2 separate regions of the Homo sapiens genome follow, and region 1 is linked to region 2. Evidence: read pairs that join two places in POLR2A ChIA-PET (ENCODE). Cell type or tissue: PC-9. All regions are shown on one strand. Each heading gives the region's core, and the rest is flanking DNA. Links, peaks and the distances in the headings are about the cores only.

The links. Peaks named below come from ENCODE experiments on the same cell type or tissue, not always from the same donor. Only the 100,000 strongest peaks of a DNase experiment are listed, where the experiment ranks them.
Region 1: POLR2A ChIA-PET joins it to region 2 with 5 read pairs; 5 of 35 experiments call an interaction of 5 or more read pairs at or near these places.

The regions. Positions count from the first base shown.
Region 1 is chr12:31,576,125-31,581,506 of GRCh38, forward strand. The region is part of intron 1 of DENND5B (DENN domain containing 5B); the gene reads right to left. Among named protein-coding and RNA genes, the nearest start is that of DENND5B-AS1, 11 kb to the right of the region's middle. In PC-9, for the core only: no CTCF peak of the experiment used is centred there; no DNase peak of the experiment used is centred there.
Region 2 is chr12:31,314,390-31,319,771 of GRCh38, forward strand. All of the region lies in intron 1 of SINHCAF (SIN3-HDAC complex associated factor), which reads right to left. Among named protein-coding and RNA genes, the nearest start is that of FLJ13224, 7.2 kb to the right of the region's middle. In PC-9, for the core only: no CTCF peak of the experiment used is centred there; no DNase peak of the experiment used is centred there; H3K4me3 peaks cover 681 bases; H3K27ac peaks cover 2,054 bases.

The sequences.
Region 1 (5,382 bases), core at 144-5,143, 260 kb after region 2:
AGCAAGGCTCTGTCTCCAAAAAAAAAAAAAAAAAGAAGAATGAGGCCGCGCGCACAGGGGCTCACACCTGTAATCCCAGCATTTTAAGAGGCCAAGGTGAGTGGATCATTTGAGGTCAGGAGTTCCAGACCAGTCTGGCCAACATGGTGAAACTCTGTCTCTACTAAAAAATACAAAAATTAGCCAAGCGTAGTGGCAGACGCCTGTAATCCCAGCTAATCGGGAGGCTGAGGCATCAGAATCGCTTGAACCCGGGAGACAGAGTGTGTTGCAGTGAGCCGTGATCATGCCACTGCACTCCAGCCTGGGAGACAGAGCAACACACCATCTCAAAAAAAAGTAATAATAATGAAAGATAAGAAAGAGACAGAGAAAAGAGAGAAAGAAAAGAAAAAAGAAAAAAAGAAATTTCCCAGTTTCTGCTAGAAATGAAGGTAAATGGAAGATTCAGACAGACATTTCCAAGAGTTTTTTCAGGTCAGGCGTGGTGGCTCACACCTATAATCCCAGCACTTTTGTAGGATGAGGAGGGAGGATTACTTGAAGTCAGGAGTTCGAGACCAGCTTGAGCAATAAAGCAAGAACCCATCTCTACAAAAAAAAAATGTTTTTTTTAATTAGCTGGTCATGGTGGCGCACAGCCGTGGTCTCAGCTTCTCAGGAGGTTGAGGCAGGAGGATCACTTGAGCCCAGGAGTTTGGGAGATCAAGCCTGCAGTGAGCTATGATCACACCACTGCACTCCAGCCTGGGCAGCAGAGTGAGACCTTATTTCTAAAAAAAAAAAGAGCGAGCTTTTTCACTATGAGGTTTTACATAATGATACAAGAACTTTTTTGTCAAAAGAATATTTCTTCTTCTACAGGTTTTTCTCAAAAAGGGACAACCAAAAGAGCAATAAGAGGTGGCATCATGAGGACCAAGGTGAAAATAAGGGTGATCTTTGAAGAAGGGATTAGAGAAAAAAAGTACAAAAGCCTGGTCTATGAGCAATCTTGTGTCAAGCTGTACTGAGGAATTAAGATGATCAGAAATTTACTTAATTTACATTATCACTTCTACATTGATGTTTTCTCAAACTATAGGATAATTTCCTGTTTAAATAAATGACAGAGTATGTTGTACTAGAAAAGAGGAAGAGAAGGGAGGGGCAAGAAAATATAGTCTACAAAGCAGAAACCTGGATTCTCCAGGCATGGACAGGAAAAAATTAAGCAAAATTAAGTGGATTTTCATCAGAAGGTCTCTGGGAATCTATAAAAATAGATTTAAACTTAAAAATATTTAAACTTAAAAATATCTTTAGGCCGGGCACGGTGGCTCACGCCTGTAATCCCAGCACTTTGGGAGGCCGAGGCAGGCAGATCACGAGGTCAGGAGATCGAGACCTTCCTGGCTAACATGGTGAAACCCCGTCTCTACTAAAAAATACAAAAAATTAGCCAGGCGTGGTGGCGGGCGCCTGTAGTCCCAGCTACTCAGGAGGCTGAGACAGGAGAACGGCGTGAACCTGGGAGGCAGAGCTTGCAGTGAGCTGAGATTGCGCCACTGTACTCCAGCCTGGGCGACAGAACGAGACTCTGTCTCAAAAAAAAAAAAAAAAAAAAAAAAAATCTTTAAACTGGGTTTCACAGTTTAAAATCTAGAGGTCCACAAACTATATTTAAGGATTCAGCACTTCAGTCTTCACAGCAGAACTGAATGAAAAAATTCTACAGGGTCCAGTGCAGTGGCTCACGCCTGTAAACCTAAGCACTTTAGGAGGCCGAGGCAGACTGATAGCTTGAGCTCTGGAGTTCGAGACCAGCTTCGGCAACATAGTGAAACCCCATCTCTACAAAAAATACAAAAATTAGCCAGGCGTGGTAGCACACACACCTATAGTCCCAGCTATTTGGGGGACTGAGGCAGGAGTACTGCGTAAGCCCAGAAAGTGGAGACTGAAGTGAGCCAAGATCATGCCACTGCACTCCAGCCTGGGGGACAAAGTGGGACGCTGTCTCAAAAAAAAAAAAAAAAAAAAAAAAACTACAACCCTAACATTATTAACTCCATCACATTTTTGTTTGTTCGTCTTTAGCTCAGATCACCTTTTGGATCATTTTTTATTGTAATTTATAAATACTCTTTCCAAAACACTGTCACATTGTATAATTGAGAAAAGTATCTAGAAACAATCCAGATCAGCAAAAGTGTTGAGACACACACTCCCATGGGTGTCCTCAGATAATGCACAAAATAGTTTTCTAGAGGAAAGTAAAGCAAACAGACTGACTACTTCTGCAGTGATATTCCTAAAAGGCTTTATTAATATGTGGAAACTATTCATAGCTCATCAGTAACGGTAGCTTACCAGTAGCATAAAATAGATTTCCCATTATGTATGGGGCTATGCACAATTACTGGTTTGATGCATATAATGCCACCTTTCTCTCCCACCCAGTAAAAGCATACAGGAATGGAACTGAATAAAAATAATATCATTAGAGGGAAGACCTTGAATCCATTCCACTTATTTTAAAATATATATCATAACCTCAGTATGTCTACTACTGTTAATAATTACTTGTGACCTAGCTCATGAACAGTAGGCCCATTAATGTGTCACCACCCAGCAGTTGAGGACAGCTGGTCTGAAGGACTCAGAGGGGCAGCAGGGCGTAGGAAAAAAGGCTAGTTTGCAGCCAGACAGCCTGGGATGGAATCCAAGCTATGGCCTTTCCTGTCTTTGGGCAACTCACTGAATGTCATCCTTCTCATCTATCAAATGAGAAAAGTCATATTTTCAAGTTATTGTGAGAATTAGCGTTTATAAATCACCAACCACAGTTCATGCCTCATAAATGTTAGCTATTTTCATAGCATCATAGAATAAGGGTGACTTCCTGGGATTACTTCTGACTTAATAATGCTAGCACATATCTTTGAAAGTCATTTAAATAAAGCATTATTTCAAAATTAGCTTTCTGCATGAGTGATATACACAAGTTTCTAACAGAAAAATAAAAGGTAACCCAAGAAACCCATGTTAGTAAAAATAGTTACAAGAGTTAATTTCAAATAAAGTTAGTAAAGTCATAGATTCTTGGAAAAGGTGCAGAACATCTGAGAAAGCTAATCTTGCGGCCTCTTCTATCCTCAGGATGTGCTGTCTCAGCAGCAGATAAAATACTAATACTTTCATTCCTAGAATTCTGAGTTCTTACCTCCTCACACTCAACCAGTCATCGCTGCATTTTGTTTGAAAAGTAATGGAGGCCAGGCGCAGTGGCTCATGCCTGTAATCCCAGCACTTTGGGTAGCCGAGGGGGGTGATCACCTGAAGCCAGGAGTTTGAAGCCAGCCTGGCCAACAAGCTGAAACCCCTTCTCTACTAAAAATACAAAAATGAGCCAGGCTTGGTGGCGAGTGCCTGTAGTCCCAGCTACTTGGGAGGCTGAGGCAGGAGAATCACTTGAACCCAGGAGGCAGATACTGCAATGAGGCGAGATTGCGCCACTGCACTCTAGCCTGGGTTTATTTATTTATTTATTTATTTTTTTGAGACACAGCGAGATTCTGAGAAAGAAAAGGAGAAAGAGAGAAAGAGTGAGAGAAAGAGGGAAGGGGAGGGGAGGGGAGGGAAGGGAGAGAGGGAGGAAGGGAGGAAGGAAGGAAGGAGGGAGGGAGGGAGGGAGGAGAGAAGAGAGAAGAGAGAAGAGTAATGGGGAAAGACAGTCCCATATCAAAAATTTTTGGAATCTCTGGCCAAGAGGACCTTACATGGTGCCATCTTAAAAAGTCAAGCCTTAGGTAGAACAGTGCATTGTAAAGCACAATAGGAGAGTATAAACAGAAAAAAATATATATAAAAAAATATATATATAGGATTAAACTTTATTGAAACAAAGAGAACTGTACTGACTGACTGTGCCCAAAGCTGATGTAGGTGCCATGAAGAACAAATCTGTAAATGCAGTTTCCTAAGATATTCCTTTAAAACCACAACTGAAGCTACAAGTGCTCTTTAGTACAACCACTTTCTGAAATTTCATAAATACTGCCCATCATTTACATGCTCATCACTTGGCACTAGTTTATAAATAAATAAGACATGTTTGCTTAAAAAAAAATCAAAGCCTTGTTGGTACCTGCATGCTTGCTTGCATATACCTGGTAAAAATGGTTAATTTTATTTACCGTATCTTATTTGAAGAGGAAAGGAATAGGCTAATACATTTTATAGTTGAAAGAAATTTTATTAGCCCTTCACAAAGCTGTTAGATACCTTTTTTTAGAAATCATTTATCCATTATCTTGCTTTTTCATCAATCTCAAGCTTCTCATTTTTAAGAAAACTCTAGCTTCCATTTTACTGTTTTTATTTATTTTATTTTATTTTTAATTTTTGAGACAGGGTCTCACTCTGTTAACCAGGCTGGAGTGCAGCAGCGCAATCTCAGCTCACTGCAACCTTGACATCCTGGGTTCAAGCGATTCTCGTGCCTCAGCCTCCCGAGTAGCTGGGATTACAGGCAAACACCACCACGCCCAGCTAATTTTTGTATTTCTAGTAGAGACAGAGTTCCGCCATGTTGGTGAGCATGCTCACAAACTCCTGACTTCAAGTGATCCACCCGTCTCGGCCACCCAAAGTGCTGGGATTATAGGGCTAAGCCACCGCGCCTGGTCCATTTTAGAGTTTTTAAAATCCACACATAGGCCAGGCATAGTGGCTCACCCCTGTAATCCCAGCACTTTGAGAGGCCAAGATGGGCGGATCCCTTGAGCCCAGGAGTTCAAGACCACCCTGGGCAACACAGACCCCATCTCTACAAAAAAAATTTTTTTAATCAGTCAGGCATAGTGGTGCACACCTACAGTCCAAGCTACTTGGGAGGCTGAGGTAGGAGGATCACTTGAGCCTAGGAGGTTGAGGCTGCAGTGAGCTGTGATTGAAGTATTGCACTCCAGCCTGGACAACAGAGCAAGACCCTGTCTCACTCTTGTTATAAATAAACAAATAAATGTAATATTTATTTGTTATAAACAAATACCTAAAAGTTTGAATCTTATTCTAAATACAAAGGAAGTTATTAGAGAATTTTAAGTAGAAAAAAATTATTCTAAGATCTCAATGACTATATTTGGGAACTGGCAGTATCATCCATACTACAGTAATAATCTAGAGATTAGTACAGTAATTTCAAACAGGAACCCCTGGGTCCTTAAAAGTCCATGTAGATAATAATTGGGAGTCCATTAATTGACATTAAGATTTCAAAATGCTTCTTAAAAATTGTAGCTTTCGGCCAGGCACAGTGGCCTGTAATCCTAGCACTTTGGGAGGCCGAGGCGGGCAGATCACCTGAGGTCGGGAGCCCGAGACCAGCCTGACCAACAT
Region 2 (5,382 bases), core at 122-5,121:
GTGGCGGGCGCCTGTAATCCCAGCCACTCTGAAGGCTGAGGCAGAAGAATGGCGCGAACCCGGGAGGCGGAGTTTGCAGTGAGCCGAGATCGCGCCATTGCACTCCAGCCTGGGCAACAGAGCGAGACTCCGTCTCAAAAAAAAAAGAAAGATGAAGATAGAGTGAAGGTGTAGGTGGTGAAGGAGGCCCAAAGAGAGGTACTTCTGAAGATTTTTTTTTTTTAATAGGAGAGTATATTTGAGAGCTATCTGTTAACACCTCTAAGTTGTTTATCAGCATTCTATAAGGAAGAAAGATCATCCTACCCACTTTTGCTACTTTCAAGATACCACTGGAAGTAGTTTCCCCATTCTGGTTGCTTAATTTTTGCACTAGCACCTTCCATCCTGGTCTGCATATATCAAAGGATCTGCATTTAGGCCATTGTGATGTGGAGTCATTCTTCAGTCATCCTGGTCCATTTGTTTAAGTAATTACACAATGAGGCACCCCAAGTACTGTATATTAACCCAGCTGGGGTTTCTAAAGGTGGAATCAGATGTTCTGCAGTTGCAGGGGATTTAGTCGATTTAGAGGATTTGTTCTCCATAATTTTTAATACCTTCTCATTAGATTGACTAAGTCAGGAGGTGTTCTGAATCTGAATGTGCTGCTTGCAAACACAAAGCTTGAGGATGCGCACCCAGGAAGCACAAGTTCCAGTAGCTTATTACCTGTGCTCTGAAGTAGACTGCATGAGGCACAGTCTTTATATATTTTTTAAACAGGAAAATATGTGCGGTATGGTGAAGCAATAGTTGAGAATTTGGTTCATATTCAGTGATGTTATGCCTAAAGTCAAGTAAATATGTGGTTGAGTGGGTAGAAGAGAAAAGTTAATAATTGTGTAGGCACCTTAGGGTCTGGTGGAAGGATGATTGATTCCATCCTGCCTTTGTTCTGTATCTGATAAACAAGTTTACAACCAGTATCTGTCAGTAAAATATTTAACAAACTCCAGTTACAAACCCAAGGGGTCAGCTTTAGTTTGTAGGCAGTGGTTTAATTATGCATATGTCCAAACTGCAGCCATCTTGGACCAGTTTTATCTTTTCTTCTGACACCATCTATCATCATCTATCTGTCTACAGTATGCTGTCTGAAGTTTCTTCAAATAGGACAAACATTTTGAGAAGTTCCTCAGGATTTGAAAGGTTACAGTTAAAACATGCCTATTTATGGGAGTTTGTAACGCTTATCTCTGACATAGCTGTTTTTGCAATATACACACATTCCTGGGCCAGAAAGAAATTTAGAGGAGGACTGTGTTGATCAGTTTTTTCTTTTATTTGCTTTCACAGGTGTAATAAATGTGTTGCTTAAATTTTAAGTTGTCATTTGTATAGCACTTTACATTTTATAAAGCACTTTCACTGGCATTCTTTCTTTGACTACTATTAGCCAAAAACCCAAAAATTGTTTTAATACTGTAACAGTTAAAAACAATCAACCATGGCCGGGCGTGGTGGCTCAAGCCTATAATCCCAGCACTTTGGGATGCCAAGGTGGGTGGATCACCTGAGGTCAGGAGTTTGAGACCAGCCTGACCAACATGACGCAACCCTGTCTCTACTAAATATAAAAAAATTTGCCAGGCGTAGTAGTGGCAGACGCCTGTAAATCTCAGCTACTCAGGAGGCTGAGGCAGCAGAATTGCTTGAACCCGGGAGGCAGAGTATGCAGTGAGCCGAGATTGTGCCACTGCACTCCAGCCTTGGGGACAAGAGCAAAAATTCATCTCAAAAATAAAAAATAAAAAAAAAACCATGCCATAATTATAGCTCTGACCAAATAAACTGAATATCCCAAAGTTAAAAAAGATTAAAGGTAATAGCTAAGTCAGCAAAAGCAATTTAAAAAGATAACTAATTATATGGACAATATATATAAACAAAAAAATAAAGTTTTAAAACACAACAATCAATTCTAAACATCTGTTTTGGCTGATTTGTAGGGTTTTCTTCTACTTTAAAGCTGTGGGTTTCATATAAATTTAATGATCTTAATGAATCTAACTTAATGAATCTAACCTTGGTGCTGATGAGTCAAGAAAGGGATGAGATAACCACAATATATCAAAGACACAAAAGGGACAATTCTAATCCCATCTAATGAAATTGGGAAGCCAAAGATCAAGAATAACGTCTAATTTTACATCTAATTAAACACATAAGTTTACTGAATATAATAATATACATAGGAAAGAAAAAGAGTTTCACAGCGATAGTTTATATTAAAGACGCTATTTAAGAAAAGTTTTCTGATAAATAAGATTAAAGATTATCTCTTATAAATCTCAGCAATACTAAATACTTGTTCATTTTAAGCTCCAACCAGGAAACAGAATGAAAAATACTGAAATGCAAATTTTAGAGCTTTAGTACCCTTTTTAATATGGAATAGGAGACAGAGAAAAGGTGATGAATTTAATTCAACTATTTTCTTGTCTTTTTAAATCTTTATAAGGGTGTTAACTCACATTTAAGGATATGGAGAGGGTTCTTATTACGATGAATTTAACATATGTTAAGTTCACCTTAGTTGGCATGCATGCTTTGAAGGACATCATTATTTACTCTAACTTCCCCAATTCCACTTTCTAGATTCCTTCTTCTGGCTTTTTTATATATTCAGAAGTAAAGCGTTTTTTAATATTCAAAAGTACCTTTCAAAACTCAGTAATACCACTGGGTGGACTAGATGGAAGAAAATTGAGAGCAATAGTCAAACGTGGTAAATAACAGTTAACTTCACAACTGTCCAAGTCATCTTGGGAACTGAAATTCTGATATGCACAAATTAGGGGAACAACCTCCCAAATGAAACTATCCTTAAGTTTCCAATAAACCAAAACCCTAGCTTCTAATTATCATTTTTTTCTTTCTAAAAATCAACTGGCCTAAGTCTTTAAAAACAAAAAAAAAACACAAGATAGTTGAAGTGACTTAAATGTCAACGAATTTTCAGACTGGTTAAATTATGGTTGAAACACCACAGCACGCTGTTTCAACCTTTAAAGCAAGTTGAACAGTAGTAATACAGTATAATCTCACAGGATGTTTTTAAAATGAGACTGTAACTACACAAACTTCTTTTTAAATTGGTTCTTAAAAATAGTAAATAGTGGTTGCCTCTGAGGAGTACAAGCATAAAAGAAGCTTACTTTCACTTTACTACCTCCTGCTTTTTTTTTTTTAACCAAGAGCATCACTCTCCAATAACCTTGGTTATCAAGACACACCTTAAGAGTAATCTAAAAAAGCACAGAGAGCTTAAATAAACTTCCTCAAAGACATACAGATGGAGAGATACAAATTAGAAAATACACTCCATGGGAGAGACTACGAAATAGACTGGTAAGATCTAAATACACACAGAGCAGAATGGGAAGGAAACTGCAGACAGGAGACAAGCGAAAGATTTGTAAAGTGGGAAGGAAGCAGCAGTGAACAAAGACAAAAAGAACTAAGCAACCAAAGACAACTTTGAAGTGAAGGAGATGCATTTCTTTAGAGCCAAACTAGAAATCATGATGATGGGAAAGGAAAAGAAATAACACGAAAAAATACTCGCGATCACAAACTGTGGGGATACTTGAGTTCCTGTAATTGGTAATGCCACCACTGACACCATTTTAGTCAATCATATGCTATCATTAATCACATTTAAGTACAGCATCCAGTAAACACTAACAGTGTAACTGGAGCAACACTTTTCACAAACGGTCAACAGGACTAAATGCTTTGTATTCTCCCGCGGCTAGGCTATTTGGCTGCAGTATTCCCCAATAATGAGACATGTTTCATCTGCAGTTAAGGAAACCCATGGAGCAGTAAGACATTATTTCCTCTTACCTGCTTCTAGATAGCAGCCTACATCTCAGCAAAATTCCTGAATTTAGCTAACTTTAAGGGATAAATGTAAATCTGTCTAGAATAAAACTGAGAAAGGGGTAGCAGACCCCACTTGTTTGCCAACAGCCTCTTCAAACATGTGCCCTGTCTCTGAGAAATTATATGGTAAAGCATTTATAACTGTGGCTGTCTATGGAATCCACACTTGGCAGAAGAGCCTAAAACTCATCCTATATAGGAAAGAGGTCAAACTCAGAAATAAACAAGTCTTCAACTGAAATGGCATAGGTTAAAAATAAAATTACAAATTCAAGTCTCTGGGCTTTAGATAGTGTAAAACACCAGGCCCCTCCAATTTTGGTAGAGCGAAAAAAAAAAAAAGAGAAACAAAACTAGGTCTCCCAATTCTAGATTAAGAGGAATTCCAGTACATGAAAAAAAAAACTGAAAGTGTCAGAAAGAATATTTATTTGCTTTTAATGGATGATTATGAGTTAGAAAATATAACCATACTTGGGTCTGCAATGAGTCAATTTGGAGTATATTTCTGCTTCTGTCTTTACAACTAAATAGGAAGTCACTCCTAATTTTATTTGCCCTTCTGTAACATTGGGAAATTCTGTTTATTTCCTTGAATTTATAAGAGTTGCACATTACAGAAAAATAAATGCTATCTATCCCAAGATATATACAACAAATTTAACTGAAGGTAAAATTCTGATTACTAAAGATTTTCTTTTAAGCCCAGGTCTGTGGGAAAAGAGGAACTTAGCCTTTTCAGGGAGACTTTAAGGTCATGAAAAGCCCCATATACTCCTCTATGAAGCTGTTCTCCCATTTTCAAACTTGAGAAAAATGTTAAGAAAATGGATACATGATAGTATACACACCTGATTTGACCCAAACCTCAGGAAAGTTCCTTAACCTCACTAATCCTGTTTCCTCATCTATAAAATAATGACAGGCCGGGCACAGTGGCTCACGCCTGTAATCCCAGCACTATGGGAGGCAGAGGCAGGTGGATCACCTGGTCAGGAGTTCGAGACCAGTCTGGCTAACATGGTGAAACACCGTTTCTACTAAAAATACAAAAAATTAGCCCAGCCTGGTGGCGTGCGCCTGTAATCCCAGCTACTCAGGAGGCTGAGGCAGGAGAATTGCCTGAACCCAGAGGCAGAGGTTGCAGTGAGCCAAGATCGCACCACTGAACTCCAGTTTAGGCAACAAGAGCAAAGCTCAGTCTCAAAATAATAATGACAAATCCAAATCTCCTGAATAGTATCTGTAAAGCATCAACACAACATCAACACAAAGATCGGCACAAGGTATGCACTCAGCTCTGACAATTCTTTTTACTCACCAATCTTTCTTCTTTCTCTCTTTTTTTCCTCTTACATTTCAGGTATCATTTTGCTTTCTGTCTTTGGGCAATCCACTCGCAGGAAGTTACTAACCAACCTTATTGGTAATACCTATTATTCATTCCCT